Linked DNA regions of Homo sapiens: region 1 is linked to region 2. Evidence: chromatin loops called from intact Hi-C (ENCODE). Cell type or tissue: Caco-2. All regions are shown on one strand. Each heading gives the region's core, and the rest is flanking DNA. Links, peaks and the distances in the headings are about the cores only. Region 1 has its middle 24 kb from the start of CYTL1. Region 2 overlaps STK32B (serine/threonine kinase 32B).

What was found. Hi-C counts contacts between places; a loop is a spot of excess contacts. Peaks named below come from ENCODE experiments on the same cell type or tissue, not always from the same donor. Only the 100,000 strongest peaks of a DNase experiment are listed, where the experiment ranks them.
Region 1: it touches region 2 in a loop (20-fold over the local background); 9 of 110 quality-filtered maps call a loop at or near these places.

What each region holds. Positions count from the first base shown.
Region 1 is chr4:4,989,985-5,000,809 of GRCh38, forward strand. No RefSeq gene overlaps it. Among named protein-coding and RNA genes, the nearest start is that of CYTL1, 24 kb to the right of the region's middle. RefSeq lists an enhancer at 5,346-5,495. In Caco-2, for the core only: a CTCF peak has its summit at 5,313 (motif pointing right); a DNase peak (open chromatin) is centred at 5,337.
Region 2 is chr4:5,454,141-5,464,965 of GRCh38, forward strand. It overlaps STK32B (serine/threonine kinase 32B), which reads left to right. Exons shown (of 12, transcript NM_018401.3): 8 at 2,667-2,783; 9 at 5,963-6,088. It also overlaps the pseudogene RN7SKP275. Among named protein-coding and RNA genes, the nearest start is that of LINC01587, 65 kb to the right of the region's middle. In Caco-2, for the core only: no CTCF peak of the experiment used is centred there; a DNase peak (open chromatin) is centred at 6,158.

The sequences.
Region 1 (10,825 bases), core at 3,916-6,415, 460 kb before region 2:
TGGCACTCAACTGAGGGTTGGGGGCTTCACAGCAAATTCATTTCCACCCACCCAGACCATCCCCTGCCCTCTTTCTTAACAGGACTCATGAAAACCGGGTCACATTTTCCCTTTGCTCTTGATGAACCAATAACCTTGAACATCTGAAAATAAAACGTCTATGGCCCCCACAGCCTACTGAGGTTGTGTGGCTCTGCAGACATTATAAAACATCAAATTAGATGGAAAATTGCCCGGGGTCCCTGTAAATGAAAATTACTCTTTTTTATAGGGGGAAAAAATGACCCTTATAATCGCAACAAACAATTCTGGGCTCTTCCTTTTATTAGCCGGCTCACATGGCAAGCAGTATTTTCTCATTCCACCGCTTTGGCCCCAACCCATGTTTTTACCACATTTTACTTTGCACATTTTCACAGCATTGTAACATGAAAATGAGGTTCTGCCCTTGTCTTGAGTTCCTGTTGGAAGGGGATGTTTTGCCTCCGCAAAGTTTTAGCCTCCTGGTGAGTGCTGGCTGGATCCAGGCTTGGTGTAGGGTGGTGAAAGAGCACTGGATAGGGGGTTAGATGACTAAGCCTGCTGTGTGACTTCCAGCTGGTTGCTTAACCTCTCTGGGCTGCACTTTCTTCCTCCATGATAGGAGAGGGCTGGATTGGGTTAGGGATGGCACAGTCAATGCCTCTAGGTGCCAGCAAGGTGATGTCCATGTGTGATGGCCCTGTGTAAAACACCCTCGACCTCCATGGGGTCAAGCCAGGGCTTGTGGCCTCCCATTCTTGTCCACATCCCGACATAAAAACTTAGGCATTTTTTTTCTTTTTTCCTGTAGAACCTCACAAGAATATTTTGGAAACAAGACAAAGAGGGAGGATGCTGTTGGCTGTAGCTCAGAGCTTCTCAACACAGGGCTGATTTGGGCCCTGATTTGGCCATGTCTGGGGCGTTTTTGGCTGTCATGACTGGGCCATCATCTGGTGATGCTGCTGACATCCTGTGGGTGGAGGCCGGGTCTGTGGCTAAACACCCCACAGTGCAAAGCCCCACCACCGACAAAGGACTAGGTGGCCCCAGACGCCCCCAGTGCCCAAGGCTGAGAGCCCTGCAGCAGGGCGGGGTTGGGTTGGATTTGGGAGTGGAGACTGGCTGGCCTGGGTGGGTCCCTGCCACTGGCTTGACACCCTGTGATGCAAAGCAGTGCCCGTGGAGCCTTGGATCGCTGGCTGTCAGCCACATGAGTCAGCAGGGCCCGAGCACAGCCTCCATGCTCTCTGGCTGTGATGGGCCTACAGACTGACCTTTGTCAAGGGCTGGAGAACCTCGGACGGCTGCCACCAAGCCCCAGGCAGAGCCTAAAGATTTGTCAGGGTTGGGGGTGGGGGACCAAAGATGCTGGTTAAGTGTTGAGGAGTGAGGAAGCCACAGTGACTAAGCCGCGCCTGGGCGCCGCGGGCTGATCCTAATGAAGCCTAGCCAGTCTCTCCTCCACAGTTTTGACACAGTTAGAAAAACTTTCTCTTGTTTAACTGGAAACAGCCACCCACACTCACCCTTTCACATACCAGTTGCCTTCTTGCAGATCATAGGAAATAAACTGACCTTTTAAAAAATCACAAGTGAAATATAAGGAAACAGAGTGAGCGGAGGCGTTTAGGGGTCTTGAATTCGGCCCACTGGGCAGGAGTGAGCAGGAGTGAGATATGTGAGGCTGTGTGAGTCCATCCTGCCTCCACTCTCTGTGCTCCCGTCTGTGGAGTGGGGCAGTGGACACGGGCTCCTCAAGCCTGCTGGCTCTCTCGGTTTAGGTGTCTCCTGACGGGAGTGGGAATCCGGGCAGGGGCGGGTGGCTGCTTCTCAGGGCCTTCTCACGGCTCCCTTCTCGGGACATTTCATTCACAGATTTGTGAATCTGCAGTTTTGGGAGGATGACTAAAGGTCACTTTGTCCAACCTCAAATGCAGATATGCCCTCTACTTTCTTCCCAAGAGGTAACATTGTCTCTCCTTGGTGGCTCCTGGGATGAGGGGCTTACTCCTATGCCCAGGCCAGCCAATTTCATTCCTGGACACCCCTGGACAGCTCTCGCTTCCGTGCGTGCTGTTTTTTTTTTCCTTTTTTCTTTTTTTTTTTTTTTTGAGACAGACTCCAGCCTCGCTCTGTCGCCCAGGCTGGAGTGCAGTGGTGCCATCACCACTCACTGCAACCTCGTCCTGCAGACTCAAGCGATCCTCCCACCTCAGCTGGGATTACAGGCATGTGTTACCACACCTGACTAATTTTTGTATTTTTAGTAGAGACAGAGTTTTGCCATGCTGCCCAAGCTGGTCTTGAACTCCTGGACGCAAGAGATCCTCCTGCCTCAGCCTCCCAAAGTGCTAGGGTTATGAGTGTGTGCCACTGTGCCTGGCCTCCATGCGTGCTCTTAATTCTACTTTTTGGCACCAACTGGAACAAAGCTAATAATCACCTCCAGCCCCAGATGGAAGCAAGGCACACAGCCACAGAGCTCTTGGGTATTTTTCTTTTCTTTTTTTTTTTTTTTTTTTTTTTTCGAGATGGAGTCTCACTCTGTCGCCCAGGCTGGAGTGCAGTGGAGTGATCTCAGCTCACTGCAAGCTCCACCTCCCGGGTTCACGCCATTCTCCTGCCTCAGCCTCCCGAGTAGCTGGGACTACAGGTGCCCGCCATTACGCACGGCTAATTTTTTGTATATTTAGTAGAGAAGGGGTTTCACCGTGTTAGCCAGGATGGTCTCGATCTCCTGACCTCATGATCCGCCCGCCTCGGCCTCCCAAAGTGCTGGGATTACAGGCTTAAGCCATCGTGCCCGGCCAGCTCTTGGGTATTTTATCTGTTCCAAGTCTTCCTAGTTTTAGGGTGAGCACCCCGAGATTCTTCATCTGACGCTCCTAGTGGCTATTTGGGTGTGTGTTTGGGGGTCCCTCCTCTTGGCACACACATCAGTGTTCACTCTGGGTTGGACTGCACGCTGGGACAGGTGCCGTGAGCTGTATCCAGGGGGCATCACCTCCCATATTCTGGCCGCTCTACTCCTATTGATGTGGTCCAGTACCATCCAAAGCATTTACAACAATATTAGCAAGGCCCTGTTAATTATTTTTAAGTGGGAATAAAACAGGTTTTCTAGGTCTTGAATCATATTTGTGGCTAACAATCCAAAAAACCATGGGGAAATGCCAGAAGAAAAAAGTGATTTAGGGACACAGGAGGTAGATTCCATTCCACTCATCCAGGTCATGGCCATATAAGATCCAGGAATCATGCCTGTCACTCCCCTGCCCTTCTACTGATTGTTCTGGTCCATAGGCTTCCCATCCCCCACCTGCCACCTCCTCTTCAGCCCTCCTGCTGCTGTCCCCCCACAGCCCATGGGCTCTCACCTGGACTAGTGCAGCAGCCTCCTGGGGGGCTCCCTGGATCCTCCAGCCTCCACACAGCAACCAGAGCAACCTTTCTAGAACACAAGAATGCTCACTCACCTCCCTGGTTTCCAACCCTTCCTGCCCAACCCCAACCTACCGCCACGTGGTCTGTACATTAAGCCCTGCCAAGCTTTTTTTTTTGTTTTTTGAGACAGAGTCTCGCTCCCTTGCTAGGCTGGAGTTCAGTGGTGTGATCTCGGCTCACTGCAACCTCCGCCTCCTGAGTTCAAGCGATTGTCCTGCCTCAGCCTCCCGAGTAGCTGGGACTACAGGCACGTGCCACCATGCCCAGCTAATTTTTTGTATTTTTAGTAGAGATGGGGTCTCATCGTGTTAGCCAGGATGGTCTCCATCTCCTGACCTCGTGATCCACCCGCCTCAGCCTCCCAAAGTGCTGGGATTACAGGTGTGAGCCACCGCACCCAGCCCACCCAAGCTTTTCAATGCAGAGCTTGCTTTTAATGCGAAGTCGTGTGCCAAGTGACCACCTGTCTTCCTCCTCCTTTTCTCTCCTGGGTCCCTGGACTCCCACACCCTTGGTCCCAGCCACCCTGGTGACCCTGCTCCCTTTCTATGCACCTTTCTGTGACTTCTACACTTGCTGCTTCCTGGCTTGGACATCGCCTCACCCGGGAAAACTCCTATTTATTTCCAATCCCAGTTTCTATGTCCTCCTGCCCGTCCCCACCCCCCAAGAGCCTTGCTGAGGTTAGGAAACTATGAGAAAGGGATTTCTGTGCCCCACAGCAGTGAGGACACCCGCCCTTGGTCATTTCATATTCGATGTTAGCTCAGAGAAACAATACTAGGAGATAACATTTGCCAACCCCCCCGCCCAAGATTCACTCGCTGATACTAATCCAAACTTGTTCACTCACGTGTTTGTTTAATTAACAAATATTTATCGAGCACCTGCAATGAGTTATGTACTATAATAGATGCTAGGGCACAGTCAGGGATGAAACAGACAGAAGTCCTTGTCTCCATGGAGCTGACATTCTGGTTGGGGGAGGCAGCCATTAGGTGAAATGAATAAGTAAACTGTAGACTGTAATAGCAACAGGTGTGGCGGAGAAGAATGAAGTGGAGATGGAGTTGTCAGGTGAGAGCTGCAATTTGAAATTGAAATTCCAGGGAGGATACACAGAGGGAAAACCTGAAGTTGAGGACGTCAGGTGAGCTGCTACCTGGGGGCAGGGAGCTCCCGGGGAAGGCTTGTACGTTCCAGGACAGGCATCTGGGCGCTGTGTGGCTGCATTGTGGTGGGCTGGGGAGAGGTAGGTCCTGAGACCTGAGAGGTGACAGCCCAAAATCCTGTAGGATCCCAGAGGCCATAGCTGGGACTCAGCTTTTCCTCCAGGTGGGCTGGAAAGCACTGGAGGGTGGTGGACAGAGGATGGCGTGGTCGGATTGCAGCGGGATTCCGTGCGTCCCCTGGCTGCCCTGTGCAGAAGGAAAGGTGCAGCGCAAGGCGGGAGCCGGGAGAACAGGGAGAGAGGCTGGAGGCTTGGTCCAGGCTGGGGGCAGTGGGAACAGCGAGCAGGCGCTGGATCTGGGACATAGTCATGGTGCTCAGCTGCTGCAAGGAAGTCATTTTATTTTTAGCCCAGTTATAACGATGAATGAAGTAGGGATGCAGAAAGGTTAAGGTCACTTTGCTAAAAGGCGCTATGTGTGGCGCCCACCCAACCCATGCACCTATCCCTCTCCAGGAGTGAGTCTCCCATGGGCAGGCATGTGCCCCTCACTGGGCACACTGGGTCCTGACACGCAGTGGGAACTCAGCGCTGTTAAATGTGGATTTCACTGAGCCCCACAGGCAGCCCTTTAGGACCTCGGCCCAAGGTCATTCTGGCCAAAGGCCGCTAGAGGGCAGCGGTGCTTTTCCCTCTGCATGAAGTTTGGGACAACGTCCGCAGTCAGCCTCGTCTGGTCCCAGGTCACCACTGAGGGCCTTGCAACTTAAGGGACAGGAACACGATCGGTGAGCACCACCAACCCCAACCCCTTGCCCAAGCCAGGGGAAAGGACCCAGGAGGGAGGCTGGACAGGGCCGTGGAGAACCACAGCATGATCCCCTCCTGGGTCCCCTACTTACACCTGGGAAAGCAGGCAGAGAAGGAGGAAGGGGTTTGCCTAGGTTACCCCGGGGACTCGCTGCTAGACCCACACCAGCCCTTCTCCCAGGCGACCTTTCCTGTGACCCCAGGGACTTCCGTCAGCACAGCTGACCCTGGAAGGCTGTGGGGTTGGGTGTGCTGGGTGCACCAGGTTAGATCAGTGTCCTGAGAACGTCCCTCTGGGTGGAGGAGAGGTGGGTGCAGGGGCCCCGAACAGTCGGAGAGGAACCTGGCTGAAGCAGCCTGCTGGCAGGTCCTGGCCTACGTTTTATGCCCAGACTGGAGGGCAATAATTGTGAAAGGCAAACAATGTTAAGTTTCTCAGCTTCAGTTATTGGTGGCATTAACGAGCATAGATCGATTTTTAAGAATCTACATACCACTGCAACTTGACCTTGGAGAATCGTTAATCACTTTAGAAATGCACATAGAGAGGTCACACTGATGCTTTGTGTAAAAAATCCCCGCCTAAATAGTTGCTAGCAGAGAACCTCATTTGCAAGCGTAAATCTGTTTATAATTAATCACGTTTGGCAAGGCTCCCCCTCCACAGCCTGGCTGGCTTCGGGGCCTCTGGCTTTTGCTGTCGATGCTCATGCTCGATGTATCCAGGCCAAGCTTTCACTCTTCCCCTGAGCTATACCACATTTTCCCTGACCCTTTTCCTGAGAGGCAATGCCTGTCCAGGCCCTGCTCAGGCTCAATCTGTCTGCCGCCAGCCTTGCCTCCCTGCTTCCCGGGGGCACCCTCCTGAGGACAGTTGCTACCATCGGTGGTGAACCATTGGTGTGTGCCAGCCTCTTCTCCAAATGTTCTCCACGAAATAACTTACATGGCTCTTCACGCAACTCTATTCAGTAGGTATTATTATGAACCCCATTTTACAGATGTGGAAACTGAAGCCAAGAGATGCTTCGAGGAGTCAGCGTCAGGATTTAAACCCAGACTTCTGGTTCAATTTAAACCCAGTTTTGTCCTAATGCTCTCCCTCCCCTTGCTCTCCACCCACTGACAGGCCCCAGGCCCCGGTGTGTGATGTTCCCCTCCCTGTGTCCATGTGTTCTCATTGTTCAACTCCCACTTATGAGTGAGAACATGTGGTGTTCGGTTTTCTGTTCCAGTGTTAGTTTGCTGAGGATGATGGCTTCCAGCTTCATCCATGTCCCTGCAAAGGACATGATCTCATTCTTTTTTATGTCTGCCTAGTATTTCATGGTGTATATGTGCCACATTTTCTTTATCCAGTCTATTATTGATGGGCATTTGGGTTGGTTCCAAGTCTTCGCTATTGAAAATAGTACTGCAATAAACATACGTGTGCATGTGTCTTTATAGTAGAATGATTTATAATCCTTTGGGTATATATCAAGTAATGGGATTGCCGGGCCAAATGGTATTTCTGGTTCTAGATCCTTGAGGAACCACCACACTGTCTTCCACAATGGTTGAACTAGTTTACACTCCCACAAGCAGTGTAAAAGTGTTCCTATTTCTCCACAGCCTCAACAGCATTTATTGTTTCCTGACTTTTTAATAATCGCCATTCTGACTGGCTTGAGATGGTATCTCATTGTGGTTTTGATTTGCATTTCTCAGTGATGATGAGCTTTTCTTCACATTTTTCTTGGTCACATAAATGTCTTCTTTTGAGAAGTGCCTGCTCATATCCTTTGCCCACATTTTGAATTTTTTTTTTCTTGTGAATTTGTTTAAGTTCCTTGTAGACTCTGGATATTAGACCTTTGTCAGATGGGTAGATTGCAAACTTTTTCTCCCATTCTGCAGGTTGCCTCTTCACTATGATGCTAGTTTCTGTTGCTGTCCAGAAGCTCTTTAGTTTAATTAGATCCCATTTGTCAATTTTGGCTTTTGTTGCAATTGCTTTTGGTGTTTTAGTCATGAAGTCTTTGCCGATGTCTATGTCCTGAATGGTATTGCCTAGGTTTTCTTCAAGGCTTTTATGATTTTTAGTTTTACATTTAAGTCCTTAACCCATCTCAAGTTAATTTTTGTATAGGGTGTAAGGAAGGTGTCCAGTTTCAGTTTTCTGCATATGGCTAGCCAGTTTTCCCAGCACCATTTATTAAATAGGGACTCCTTTCCCCATTGCTTGTTTTAGTCAGGTTTGTTGAAGATCAGATGCTTGTAGGTGTGAGGTGTTATTTCTGAGGTATCTATTCTGTTTCATTTGTCTATATGACTGTTTTGGTACCAATACCATGCTACTTTGGTTACTGTAGCCTTGTAGTATAGTTTGAAGTCAGGTAGTGTGATGCCTCCAGCTTTGTTCTTTTTGCTTAGGATTGTCTTGGCTATATGGGCTCTTTTTGGGTTCCATATGAAATTTAAAGTAGGTTTTTCTAATTCTGTGAAGAAAGTCGATAGCTTGATGGGAATAGCATTGAATCTATAAGTTACTTTGGGCAGTATGGCCATTTTCATGATATTGATTCTTCCTATCCACAAGCATGGAATTTTTTTTCCATTTGTTTGTGTCCTCTCATTTCCTTGAGCAGTGGTTTGTAGTTTTCCTTGAAGAGGTCCTTCACATTCCTTGTAAGTTGTATTCCTAGATATTTTATTCTCTTTGTAGCAATTGTGAATGGGAGTTCACTCATGATTTGGCTCTCTGTTTGTCTATTATTGGTATATAGGAATGCTTGTGATTTTTGCACATTGATTTTGTATCCTGAGACTTTGCCGAAGTTGCTTATCAGCTTAAGCCGTTTTGGGGCAGAGACAATGGGGTTTTCTAAATACAGAATCATGCCATCTGCAAACAGAAACGATTTGACTTCCCCTCTTCCTATTTGAATACCCTTTATTTCTTTCTCTTGCCTGATTGCCCTGGCCAGAACTTCCAATACTATGTTGAATAGGAGTGGCGAGAGAAGGCATCCTTACGCCAGTTTTCAAAGGGAATGCTTCCAGCTTTGGCCTATTCAGTATGATATTGGCTATGGGTTTGTCATAAATAGCTCTTATTATTTTGAGATATGCTCCATCAATGCCTAGTATATTGAGAGTTTTTAAAATGAAGGAATGTTGAATTTTATCGAAGGCCTTTTCTGCATCTGCTGAGATAATCATGTGGTTTTTGTCATTGGTTCTGTTTATCTGATGGATTACATTTATTGATTTGCATATGTTGAACCAGCCTTGCATCCCAGGGATGAAGCCAACTTGATTGTAGTGGATAAGCTTTTTGATGTACTGCTGGATTTGGTTTGCCAGTATTTTATTGAGGATTTTTGCATCAATTTTCATCGGGGATATTGGCCTGAAGTTTTCTTTTTTTGTTGTGTCTCTCCCCAGTTTTGGTATCAGGATGATGCTGGCCTCATAAAATGAGTTAGGGAGGAGTCCCTCTTTTTCAATTGTTTGGAATAGTTTCAGAAGGAATGGTACCAGCTCCTCTTTGTACCTCTGGTAGAATTTGGCTGTGAATCCGTCTGGTTCTGGGCTTTTTTGTGTTGGTAGGCTATTAATTACTACCTCAGTTTCAGAACTTGTTATTGGTCTATTCATGGATTCAACTTCTCCTGGTTTAGTCTTGGGAGGGTGTATGTATCCAGAAATTTATCCATTTCTTCTATATTTTCTAGTTTATCTGCATAGAGGTGTTTATAGAATTCTCTGGTGGTAGTTTGTATTTCTGTGGGATCAGTGGTGATATCCCCTTTATCATTTTTATTGTGTCTATATCATTCTTCTCTCTCTATTTCTTTATTAGTCTAGCTACCAGTCTATTTTGTTAATTAAAAAAGAACAGTTCCTGGATTCATTGATTTTTTGAAGGGTTTTTTGTGTCTCTATCTCCTCCAGTTCTGCTCTGATCTTAGTTATTTCTTGTCTTCTGCTAGCTTTTGAATTTGTTTGCTCTTGCTTCTCTAGTTATTTTAATTGTGATGTTAGGGTGTCGATTTCAGATCTTTCCAGTTTTCTGACATGGGCATTAATTCTATAAATTTCCCTCTTAACACTGTGTTAGCTGTGTCCCAGAGATTCTGGTACATTGTCTCTTTGTTCTCATTGGTTTCAAAGAACTTATTCATTTCTGCCTTAATTCCATTACTTACCCAAGTGTAATTCAGGAGCAGGTTGTTCAATTTCCATGTAGTTGTGCAGTTTTGAGTGAGTTTCTTAATCCTGAGTTCTAATGTGATTGCACTGTGATCTGAGAAACTGTTTGTTATGATTTTCATTCTTTTGCATTTGTTGAGGAGTGTTACTTCCAAGTATGTGGTCAATTTAGAATAAGTACTACATGGTGCTGAGAATGTATATGCTGTTGATTTAGGGTGCAAAATTCTGGAGATGTCTATTAGGTCCACTTGATCCAGAGCTGAGTTCGAGTCCTGAATATCCTTGTTAATTTTTTGTCTCATTGATGTGTCTAATGTTGACAGTGGGTGTTAAAGTCTCCCACTATTATTGTGTAAGAGCCTAAGTCTCTTTGTAGGTTTCAAAGAACTTGTTTTATGAATCTATGTGCTCCTGTATTTGGTGCATGTATATTTAGGATAGTTAGCTGTTCTCTTGTTGCATTGATCCCTTTACCATTATGTAATGCCCTTCTTTGTCATTTTCGATCTTTGTTGGTTTAAAGCCTCTTTTATCAGAGACTAGGATTGCAACTCCTGCTCTTTTTGCTTCCCATTTGCTTGGTAAATATTCCCCCATTCCTTTATTTTGAGCCTATGTGTGTCTTTGCGTGTGTGATAGGTCTCCCGAATACAGCACACCCATGAGTCTTGACTCTTTATTCAATTTGCCAGTCTGTGCCTTGTAATTGGGGCATTTATCCCATTGACATTTAAGGTTAATATTGTTACGTGTGAATTTGATCCTGTCATCATGATGCTAGCTGGTTATTTTGCACATTAGTTGATGCAGTTTCTTCACAGTGTCGTTGGTCTTTATATTTTGATGTGTTTTTGCAGTGGCTGGTACTGGTCTTTCCTTTCCACATTTAGTACTTCCTTCAGGATCTCTTGCAAGGCAGGGCTGGTGGTGACAAAATGCATCAGCATTTGCTTGTCTGTAAAGGATTTTATTTTTCCTTTGCTTATGAAGCTTAGTTTGGCTGGATAGGAAATTCTGGGTTGAAAACTCTTTAAGAATGTTGAATATTGGCCCCCATTCTCTTCTGGCTTGTAGGGTTTCTTCATAGAGATCCACTGTTAGTCTGATGAGCTTCCCTTTGTAGGTGACCTGACCTTTCTCTCTGGCTGCCCTTAACATTTTTGCCTTCATTTCAAC
Region 2 (10,825 bases), core at 4,600-7,099:
CTCATGCCGGGCCCCATCTACAGAGGTCACCAGTTCATCACAGGAGCAGAGTCAAAGTCAGCCACCTCCTGGAGTGAGAGCTCTGTAGGGCTGCTGTTCATTACCTGTGATGGCCGTAACTAAGATCCACACACTGGGTGGCTTAAACAGAAATTATTCTCTCACAGTTCTGAAGGCCAGAAGTCTGAGATGAAGTGGTTGGCAGGGCTTGTTCCTCCTGAGGCTGAGGGAAGGACCTATTCCAGGCCTCTCTGCTTGGCTTGTGGATGGCTGTCTTGTTCACATCGTCTTTCCTCTATGTGTCTTTCTGTGCCATAAAGTCCCCCTTTTATACGGACTCAGGTCACGTAGAATTAGGACCAACTCTAATGACTCGATTGGATTACTTCTAGAAAGAGCCTATGTCCAAATAAGGTCACATTCTGAGGTCCTGGGGGCTAGGACTTTAGCATATGAATTTGGGGGACACAATTTCCCCTGTAGCAGCAGTGGTCAGAGGTGAGCCTTGGCAATTCACACTGCCTGGCCTTTCACCTCAGTGCCCAGCTCCAGGATATAGTGCCTCGGTTTTGTCTTCTGTGAAATGGTCATGTTAACAGTCACCAGCTCATAAAGATTCTATGAGCTTTGTGTCACGTAAGGGGCATTTTCAGTTAAGATCGGCTCTCATCATTCTAACTATGGTAGTTGTTTCTGGTGAAGTGCGAAGGGATCTCACACACGCAATGATGGGCAGAAAATGCTCGTTCATGGAAGTAACTTTCCCATTAGATTAAAAAAAATTGAAGAAAGATTTTTTAAGTGTTAGTGTATCAAGTTAACTAGACTTTCTAGAGAGCCCACGGGTTTTGGTTTTGCTCTGCCTATTATACGGTGAAATGGACAGGTCCTCACTCAATTAACAGATAAGAGAGAAGGTGCCACTCAGGAAAAAAAGCTCCCTTCTGGGTGTGCACATCTGAGGGGGCAGAGGCGCACCCCTGAGGGCCAACATCTTCTCCAGGGCCTCCTGTTTGGTAAAGATAAAGGTGTCCCTTCACTCCAGGGAACTGTAGCCCTACCAAGGATCGGGACCCCTCGCCCCTTTGGGCGGGCGCCTTCTGTCTGCAGCAGCCCTGTGGGAATTGCCGTTCCATGAGGTTGGAGCCAGGACCTTAAGTGCCGCAGTGTTACCCACACAACATGTAGGCTCGATCACGTGGTGGTGACAGTCCAATGACCACAACCTGGGAGGGTGGCCAGTAAGGTCAGTGCAAGCGGATCATGCTTCTACATATGCCGCATGCATAGGAAATCAGCTCCTCCCCTGGCGGGGTTTTCAGCATGGAGATAAGGGGAGTTCATTCCCAACTCTGGCATCTCCAGATCCTACTGGTTTGCAGGGCTGGGCTTCTTGGAACTTTTCCGAAGCAAGAACTCAAGGTGCAGCCAGTACAAGTGAGTGTTTTTTCACAGTGTGTACCTGGAAACCCCAAACCCAGGGACCAAGGTGGCAGTGGGATCCCAGTATGGCGTCTGACTCAGGGTCAGCGTTCGCTCAGCACCTGCGGAGGGACTGAGACGTTCACTGTCGCCATGCTCTGGGACCCTGCTCGATGACAGACACTACTGGGGCCCCGAGAACACAGAAATGAGCGTGGTCAAATTCCCCCTTTGAGCAGCCCACAGCTTCGTGGAGGAGACAGACAGCACTAATTTTACTGGCACATATTAATGGCAGTCAACTTCATATGGGTTAATCACGAATTCATCGCTCAGATTTCTCCAGGATCAGTTTGTTGTACCACCACACGTGCCAGGGAAACTGTTGTTTTTGTCATCCCAAGACATGTGGCCATGATACCAACCTGAAAACATCTTGGACCGCAGTTCAGCTGGAGAGGCTCTGGGAGATAATGTTCATGGGGGTTGGGGCAGGGGGAGCGGGGACCGGGAGTGCACTGCTGCTCAGAAGCACTCCAAGCCTTGTCCCCAGGGTCACAGTCAAGAAAATCTTCCCAAGCTTTGAGAGGGGCTTAGAAGCAAGAAACTGCACATGGCAATGTTGAGAAAACATGGTCAGGAGGCTTCATTTTCTACCAAGTTCAGAAACTGGGGGAGAGCAGAGCTTACACATCCTCACTGTAGGGAGGGGAGGACAGGTGAGAAGTCAGGGGACGAGGCTGGGGTCCTCCCATCCCTCAGCCCAACCACACCCAGACACTGGCCATCTCAGCTCTGTCCACCCCATGGGCCAGTTCGGCCCGGACAGGGAAAGTGGCGGCCAAGGCCCAGCAAGTGGGGGCTATGACTGGAGGTGTCCGTGGGTGCCTGGTGGACGGCAAGAGTCAGCCCGCAAGCCTGTGACTGGAGCAGGGACTCTGGTGTTAAGCTGCTGACAGTGAGTCCTGCCTCTGGCATTTGTGGGCTGTGTGACCTCGGTGAGCCACCCCTAACATGCTGTGGCCACAGCAGCAGCACCCACCTGCCAGGTCCTGCACTGCCCCCTGGGCCTGGTTACTGTTGGCACTTGGGTTCGGGCCACCTGCTCTGCCGTGAAAGAGAAGCACCCACTGTTACTTGAAGAGGAAGAATAAACCATCCCTCATAATCATACAATCTTAAAATGCGGACGGTGCCTTCCAATGGCTCTCTCTCTGATTCTGGCTGTTGTTCTTTGATTGCAGAGGCCGTACGAAATCCACTCGGTCACGCCCATCGATGAAATCCTCAACATGTTCAAGGTGGAGCGTGTCCACTACTCCTCCACGTGGTGCAAGGGGATGGTGGCCCTGCTGAGGAAGGTAAGGGGGCAGCTTCCAGCCTGCCCCGCCAGGGAGCTACGGTGAGTGTAGAAACAGCCATATCAGCAAACGAAGGGGTGAGAATACAAATGGCATACTCGGGGTAGAGATGATCAAATCAGCTGCGCTCAAATGCCAAATGCCGTGGAATAAACGCTGTTATGGGGGTGCGTGCAGATCAGCACACCTCGGAGGACTGTGGCGGCTCTGACCGCAAGCCCCTAGGCTCTTGTCACTCTGCTACGAGCTCCTAATAAACGGAAATAATGCATGTGGGGTTTTTTTTTTCTTTTTTTTTTTTTTTTTTTAATATACGGAGTCTCACTCTGTCGCCCAGGCTGGAGTGCAGTGGCGCAGTCTCGACTCACTGCAAGCTCCGCCTCCCGGGTTCACGCCATTTTCCTGCCTCAGCCTCCTGAGTAGCTGGGACTACAGGCACCCGCCAACACGCCCGGCTAATTTTTTGTATTTTTAGTAGAGACGGGGTTTCACCATGTTAGCCAGGATGGTCTCAATCTCCTGACCTTGTGATCCGCCAGCCTCGGCCTCCCAAAGTGCTGGGATTACAGGCGTGAGCCACCGTGCCCAGCCTGCATGTGGGTTTTTTAAATCTGCTGCACATGGTCTTTTCACTCAATGACCTTTAAGAAATTGGGTATCTCGGCTGGGCGCAGTGTCTCACGCCTGTAATTCCAGCACTTTGGGAGGCTGAGGTGGGTGGATCACATGAGGTCAGGAGTTCGAGACCAGCCTGGCCAGCATGGAGAAACCCCGTCTCTCTAAAAATACAAAAGTAGCCACCTACAAAAGTAGGTGGCACATGCCTGTAATCCCAGCTACTTGGAGGCTGAGGCAGGTGAATCACTTGAACCTGGGAGGTGGAGGTTGTGGTGAGCCAAGATCGCACCATTGCACTCCAGCCTGGGCAACAAGAGCAAAACTCTGAAAGAAGCGAGGCGAGGCGGAAGGGAGGGAGGGAGGGATGGAGGGAGAGAGGAAGGAAGGAGGGAGGGAGGGAAGGAAGGAAGGAAGGAAGGAAAGGAAAGAAGGAAGGAAGGAAGGAATCAATCTCCTTGACTTTCTGCAGGAACTGTTGCTATTAGACTAAAGCAGTGGTTCCCAAGGTATGGGCCTAGGACCAGCCAGCATCAGTGTCATGTGGGAGCCTGTTAGAAACGCACATCCTCAGGCTCCACCCAGACCTGAATCAGACACCTGGGGTGGGCCCCACTGTCTGTGTCTCCATGAGCTCTCCAGGTGGTTCTGGTGTGCACTCCAGTCCGACATGGGCGGGAGATCTTGGTGCCCTGCCTTTAAGGCTCCCTTCACATCCTCCACGATGCATGGAGCTGAGTCTTGCATGGAGCTGAGTCTTGTGTGAGGTTGGCACCCAGTTGTTTTTAAAGGAATGATGACAATAGCAGCCAGCACTGTTTAGGGTCCTGCGTTCTGGGCCATACGATGGCTCTTCTCCCTTACTCCTCCCAAGCCCTGTGAGCAGGGAAAGTGTCACTATCCCAGTACCAGAGATGAGAAAGCTGAGGCATAGGAAACCAAAATCATTCAACCAATGCCACAGAGCTATTAAAAGGCAGAAGCAGGATTTTGATCCAAACTCTCCTAACTTCAGGTCCCAGCTTTTAATCCCTACATGGCTATAATGGCTTGTTGAATTATTAATCTGTTAAATTACTTTAAAGGAAATCCACCACCTGGTTCTTGAGAGCTTGTTTGGAGGCTCTAGCAGGGCAGCACAGCTACTCATATACCCTTGACCGAAGACCGATCCTCCTCTATTGGGGATGGTCATCCTCTTTGACTGGGTGCACAGCTTTCGGAGGGATGCACATGGAGTCGTGAGAGAGCAAGGGGACACCTGCCTAGCCAGCCAGATTAGCCGAAGCAACCCTGGCAATCAATGGCATGACAGGTGTCGCAGCCAGATCACTCTCGCATCCCGTCACCTGGTTCTTATAAGTCAGTGTCTCTTAACCCTGACTGCTCATTAGAACCATGTGGAAGCCTTACATACCACCAATGCCTGCACCTCCCAGCCCACCCAAGTGACTCAGAATCTGGCCCTCAGGTCTGGACATCAGCATGTTTTCAGAACAGCTGCCCTGAACAGTGAACTTCCACATGGTATTGAAGTGGAACCTGCTTAAGTTGGCACCCACTGTTTTGGGACAGCCCCTAAAGAGTGGCAGCCATGATCAGCAGATGCAACCCCTGCTAGCTATCCCTGTGGGCTGTGACTGCAGCCACTCAATGGGCATAGGTGGGAGATTTCTGCAGTGACAGGTGTGTGTGAACTGGCAGGGGGCTCTGACTTCCAGCTCCACCTGTGGACCCTGGTGTGCCCCCCCCCCCCACCTTTCTAAGTATGTGCCAGGTCCTTACCAGTCCCATTTGGTCTCATCCTACCATGAGCTGGAAGTGGAGAAGTCTCCATTATTCCCCCTGCTTTCAGGGAGGCAATGAGCCCAGGGCACCCAGCAGCTCGCCCAAGGTCACAGCTGTTAAATGACAGTCCCGGGGCCAGGCCTCTGTCTTTTCATTCTTGGCCCCTGTGCCTTTTCAGTAGATAAGCTACAGGGTTTTGGCAAGTTGGGAGGCCCGCTGGGATGCCAGGTCATAGTCTTCAGCTGTTCTTATGCTACCTCACTCCTTATTAGCTGAAACTCAATTAGAAGAGAAGCTAAAAAGTGTCCCCTTGGCTACAAATGAGGCCACTTCATTAGGTCACAGAGATCACCTCGTAGCTGTCCAGGTATAAATTTTATTACAATTTGGTGCCTCCCATTACCAAGTTGGAAATCCTAAGATGAGGCAGCTAATTCTTTCTATTTGTAATTGGATGCTTCTCCAGACATCAGAGAGGCAGCCTGTTACAGGCTCCAGTCCCAGAAAGAAACATGGGGGCTGAAAGTCTGGTCCCTGCCCTAACAGTCCCTCACTGGATGACCTTGCAGAAGCAGCCTGACCTCTCAGTTTCTCCCTGGCTATAAAGAGATGAGTGCAGATGGCGCTTCCAACAACAGTGACCCAGACGGGGCACAACATCAATAGAGCGTGAAGAGCAGAGGCACATTAATTGCCCTGAGACCCCCTCCTTCAGAGTCCCCGCTAACCTTGAGGGATGCCCAATTCATGGAAACTCATTTGCCCTCTAACTGCAGCTCCTGACCAAGGATCCTGAGAGCCGCGTGTCCAGCCTTCATGACATACAGAGCGTGCCCTACTTGGCCGACATGAACTGGGACGCGGTGTTCAAGAAGGCACTGATGCCCGGCTTTGTGCCCAATGTGAGTGGAAGTCCCACCTGATGTCATGCCACCCCTCTGCAGGGTCCCCGCCTTGGTGCAAAGCAAGACTTTGGCAGCTGGCTAGTGAGCCCTCTGCTGGCCACTTCCACCTGAGCACCAAGGGCTTATGTCTTGCTGGAATTCAGGGTGAACTTGGGCCTGATTTCCAGGGTCCCAGCCGTACAGCTTCCCTCCTTGTGGTAGGTCCTTTGGGGGTGCCAAGCCTTCTCTCTGTCACTGAATCCCACCTCCAGGTGCTCAGGTCCAGGTGTGGGGATAGCAGGCTGATCTACCCTTCTGCCTCCACAGAGCTGACTGCCGAGTAGAGGAAGACAGGCAATGACCTACCCCGACAGGGCAGTCAGCACTTGTTGCACAAGCTCGGAAGAGGGAGAGGTGGGATGGGAGGGGCAGAGGCAGGGGCTTCTTTTAGGAAGGGTCGGCAGAGACCTAGAGGTAAAGTGAGGGAACCAGGACTGCAGGGATGGGCACTGAGCCTTCCAGGCAAAGGGATCGACAAGATCACACTCTTGAAGGCAGCAGAAAGCCTGGGTTTCAAAGAACAATTTTATAGCATTTAAGGGAATAAACCAGAGGGAATATAATAGGAAATGGGGCCAGGAGGGAACACATGCCACACCAAAAAGGCTTCCAGAGGCCACGGTCAAAGTTTTAGGTTTTGTCCCCCAGAAACTGGAGTGTTTAAGGCAGGGAAGTGAAAGCATTGGATTTACATTTTAAAGGAGGGTTCTGGCAGGAGCTGGAGGCTCCTGGGTCCTCCAGGACAGACGCTGAAAGTTTGGACCTGCCTGGAAGCCTCCTGTGGTCCCTTCCTGTTGAGCAGTTGCATTTCTCCTAGAGGGAATTGCAGAGAGCACCTGAGGAATAGTGACAATTGGGATGGAAATCCTGGGTGACATTCCAGTTCAGCCACCTCTGCCATCTGTGACCTAGGAGAGCACACCCCACCCGCTCACCTGTCCTTGCCCTGCCCGGTAGCAGTGGTGTGAGCAGGAAAGAGACAACATTTGCTCTTTGTTGTTGCCTGTTCCAGCCCCGTATTATGTGAATGGAGGTGGAGACTCCAGCCTGGAAGGCAAGAGATTTCTAGGCTGGTTCCTGGGGAGCCTCAGACGTCCCTGGCTAGTGTTTCATGTCAGATTATTTTAAAGACTTCCGTCACTCCTTTTGGTGCAAAAATAATGTCTCCCCACATCAGTTTCTCCAAGAGTGCCAGGCTTCCAGACCTTTTTCACAAACCGTGGTAGCAGCGCACACGCACGTTTCTGAACACAGACCCTCCCCAGCCTGCCCAGTGTTCACCACTGAATCCAACCGAAGCCAAGCCTGGCTGATGCTCATCTGTTCCCGTCCTCTCCCTGTGAGCAGCGTTGCATCCCCACCTGCTTAGCCAGTTCACCTGGTCCAGGGCTGGCCCTGCTCTCCCCTGAGCCCACCTTTCTCCCCACTTCCCTCGCAGGCAGGGCTCCAGACAGGCTATGGAATGGCAGGTCGCACAGGGCTTCGTCCTTCATTCTTCCAGGCCTGGCCATGTGCCGTTCCCACTGCCTGGACCTCCTTCTGCCCGCCCAGACCTGCCTAACCTTAGGGAATCTGCCCGGCTGGAAGGCTTCCTTGACCCCAGAGTGGACATGGTGCTGCCTCTGAGTTCAGAAAGCTCCCTGGCTCTTCAGACACCCCTCGGACTGCTGTGGGAACAGGCCATGGGGACAAAGTGTCCAGGGCAGGCTTAGCATAGAGTGGCTGTTCAGGTAGAGCTCTCTGCTGTTCTCCCAATATAATTATTTTAGGGTTTCACTTGGCCAACTGGGAGCTCTGTGTGCCTGTGTGGGTATGTGTGGAAGTGTGTCTGTGTGTATGCCTGTGCATCTGTGTGTGCATGCCAGTGCATTTGTGTGTACCCATGTGTCTGTGTGTCTGTACGTCTGTATGTCTGTGTGCATGCCCGTGGTGTGTGTGCCTATATGTCTATGTGTGCCTGTGTATCTGCGTGTGTGTGCCTCTGTTTTTGTGTCTGTATGTGTGTGTGTGTATGTGTCTGTGTGTGTGTACCTGCTTGTGTGTCTGTGTGTCTGTATGTCTATATGTGTCCGTGTGCCTGTGTGTGTGCCTATATGTCTGTGTGTGCCTGTGCATCTGTGTGTGTGTGTGCATCTGTGTGTGTGTGTGGTGTGCAAGTGTGCCTTGGGGCCGGCAGGGGCAGCTGCGGGGGCAATGGCTCAATGCTGGGGGCAGGCAGTCTGCATCCCATTTCCCACCCTATTCCGCTGGCCAATGAGAAAGTGAAAAGCACAGACCTTACTGTCACCATCTGTGTCCCCCAAACACCTACACCCACCAGCACTGTGCTGCACAGGAGCTGGACCCCTGGGAAGAAAACAGCCCCAGGGCTGCCAGGGAGCTTACAGACAACAGTGCACAGCCCCCACTGCGGGTCGACCTTTGGGGAGGGACCACTCTGGGATGGGGGACTGTCCTTTGCCTTGTACAGTGTTGAGCAGCACCCCGGGACTGTACTCATGAGATGCCAGTAGCATCCCCTCTGTTGTGCAAACAAAAATGTCTCCAGACATTGCCAAGCATCCCCTGAGGATAAAGTTGTTCCCAGTTGACAACCACAAGGGTAGGGTTTTGTGGAGCCATAAGCCAATAAACCTACAAAGACAGAAAATAAACCACAGGGCAGGGCCCTCGGAAGGAGACCCGCAGGCTCTGCTGAGCCGGGAGTAAAGGTTTGGGTCTCTTCTGCCGTCTCTGTGACCTCAGGCGGCTGCACCCTAGTTCTTCACAGATCCGATGAGAAACCAGGACCCTCACAGAGCCTGGGGAGTAGAGCCCGGAGGCTTCCAAAGCCTCTGCTCTGCGCGCATTCCCGTGGCTGACTTCCTTCCTAATGCACATTTTGGACAGTCCAGAGAAATATGCCCGCCTTCTTCACAGGCTCTGATCTGCCAAACTCAGGGTGAGACTGGCGAAGGCTAAGAATCTCGATGCAGTCCTGCACATCAGGCACAAATTGCCTAATTAGCACTTCCTCGAGTGCTGTCTGAGCCTTCCCTGAGGCTGTGTGCTGGGATGCCCTGGGGGGCATCTGGGGTCAGCCTGTGGCTTTGCCATATTGTGTGCCTGAGCCTGTTGGCAGGTGCCTGCCTTTGCAGCACCCTGGCCTGCTGCTCCTCCTCAGCCCCTCTCCTGCACACACCCACACACTGATGCACACTCACACACTCAGTCACACTCACACATAGACACACATGCACACTCATTCCCCCACACACATATGCACACGTGCCCCCACACACAGTCTCACACACATACCTACTCATCCTACACAAGCACATGCATTCACATATATACTCACCCACACACACCTTCACACACATGCACACTCCCATACAAACACACACACACACAAGCAAGCCCCCTACCACATGCCCACCTACAGGGCAGTGAGCCTCAGCCCCACCCACAGGTCTGTAGCCTCCCCTCTGGCTGTGCTGTCTCCTAGCTGGAACCTTGCACAGGCCGCTTTCTCTTCCGGGGATCCCTTCCTCTCCTTGTCCACAAGGCAGTCTCCTACCCCTCCTTCAAGACAGCATAAAGCAAGGACTGGCCCAGTTGCCAGTCTCAGCAGAAGCCTTCTGTATTAGGCCATTCTTGCATTGCTATAAAGGAATAACTGAGGTTGGGTAATTTATAAAGAAGAGAGGCTTAACTGGCTTACAGTCCTGCGGGCTGTACAGGAAGCATGGCACCTGCATCAGCTTTGCTTCTGGGGAGGCATCAGGGAGCTTCCAGTCAGGGCGGAAGGTGAAGCAAGAGCAGGTGTGTCACGTGGCAGGAGCAGGAACAGCAGTGGGGGTGGGGGGTGCCACACGCTCTTAAACTACCAGATGTCTCACCAGAGCTCACTCACTATTGTGAGGACAGCACCTAGCCATGAGGGATCCGTCCCCATGAACCAAACACCTCCCACCAGGCCCCACCTCCCAAACTGGGAATTACATCTCAACATGAGATTTGCAGGGGACAGGCAAGTTATGTCACCTTCTGAAGGAAAGACAAGCCCAAGCTTGGCCTCCTCTGGGACATTCCCAGCCAGCGCCACCACCTCCCTGCACAGAGCAGGCCTCAGCCTCTCCTGCAACCCTCTGCACGAGTGCCTAGGGATACATCAGTGGTGAGAACACTCTGTCGCAGTGCGCCTGCCATCCTGCTGGGAGCTTCGGAGGGTGAGGGCCGCGAAGTGTTGGCTGACCTCTCTCTGCCTGAGCCAGACCCCAGAACAATGGGTGACAATAGAAGGCACTAGAAGGCCTAAGTGTGTGCTTGTCACGTGAATGAACGAATGATGATGGCCAACAGGTCTGAGCGTGTTCTGTGTACCTGCCATTGTTCTGATAACTTTGTGTGACTTATCTTGTGTCAGCTTCACACCAGTCCTGGGCAGTGGATCCTGTTAATGGCATTCTCAGCAAGGTTAGGCAACTTGCCCAAGATTTCTCAGTGAGAAATTGAGAGTTTGAATTCAGATGGTCTAGATCCAGAACCTGCATTTTTATGAATGAATGAATGAGTGGCAGGCAAAACAAGGCAGAGCCTGCATATTTATGAACGAATGAATGAATGAATGAGTGGCAGGTAAAACAGGTCTGGAGAGACCTGGGCCTGAGATTCAACTTGCTCCTTAGGGGAGGGCAACTTCTGGAGGACAGA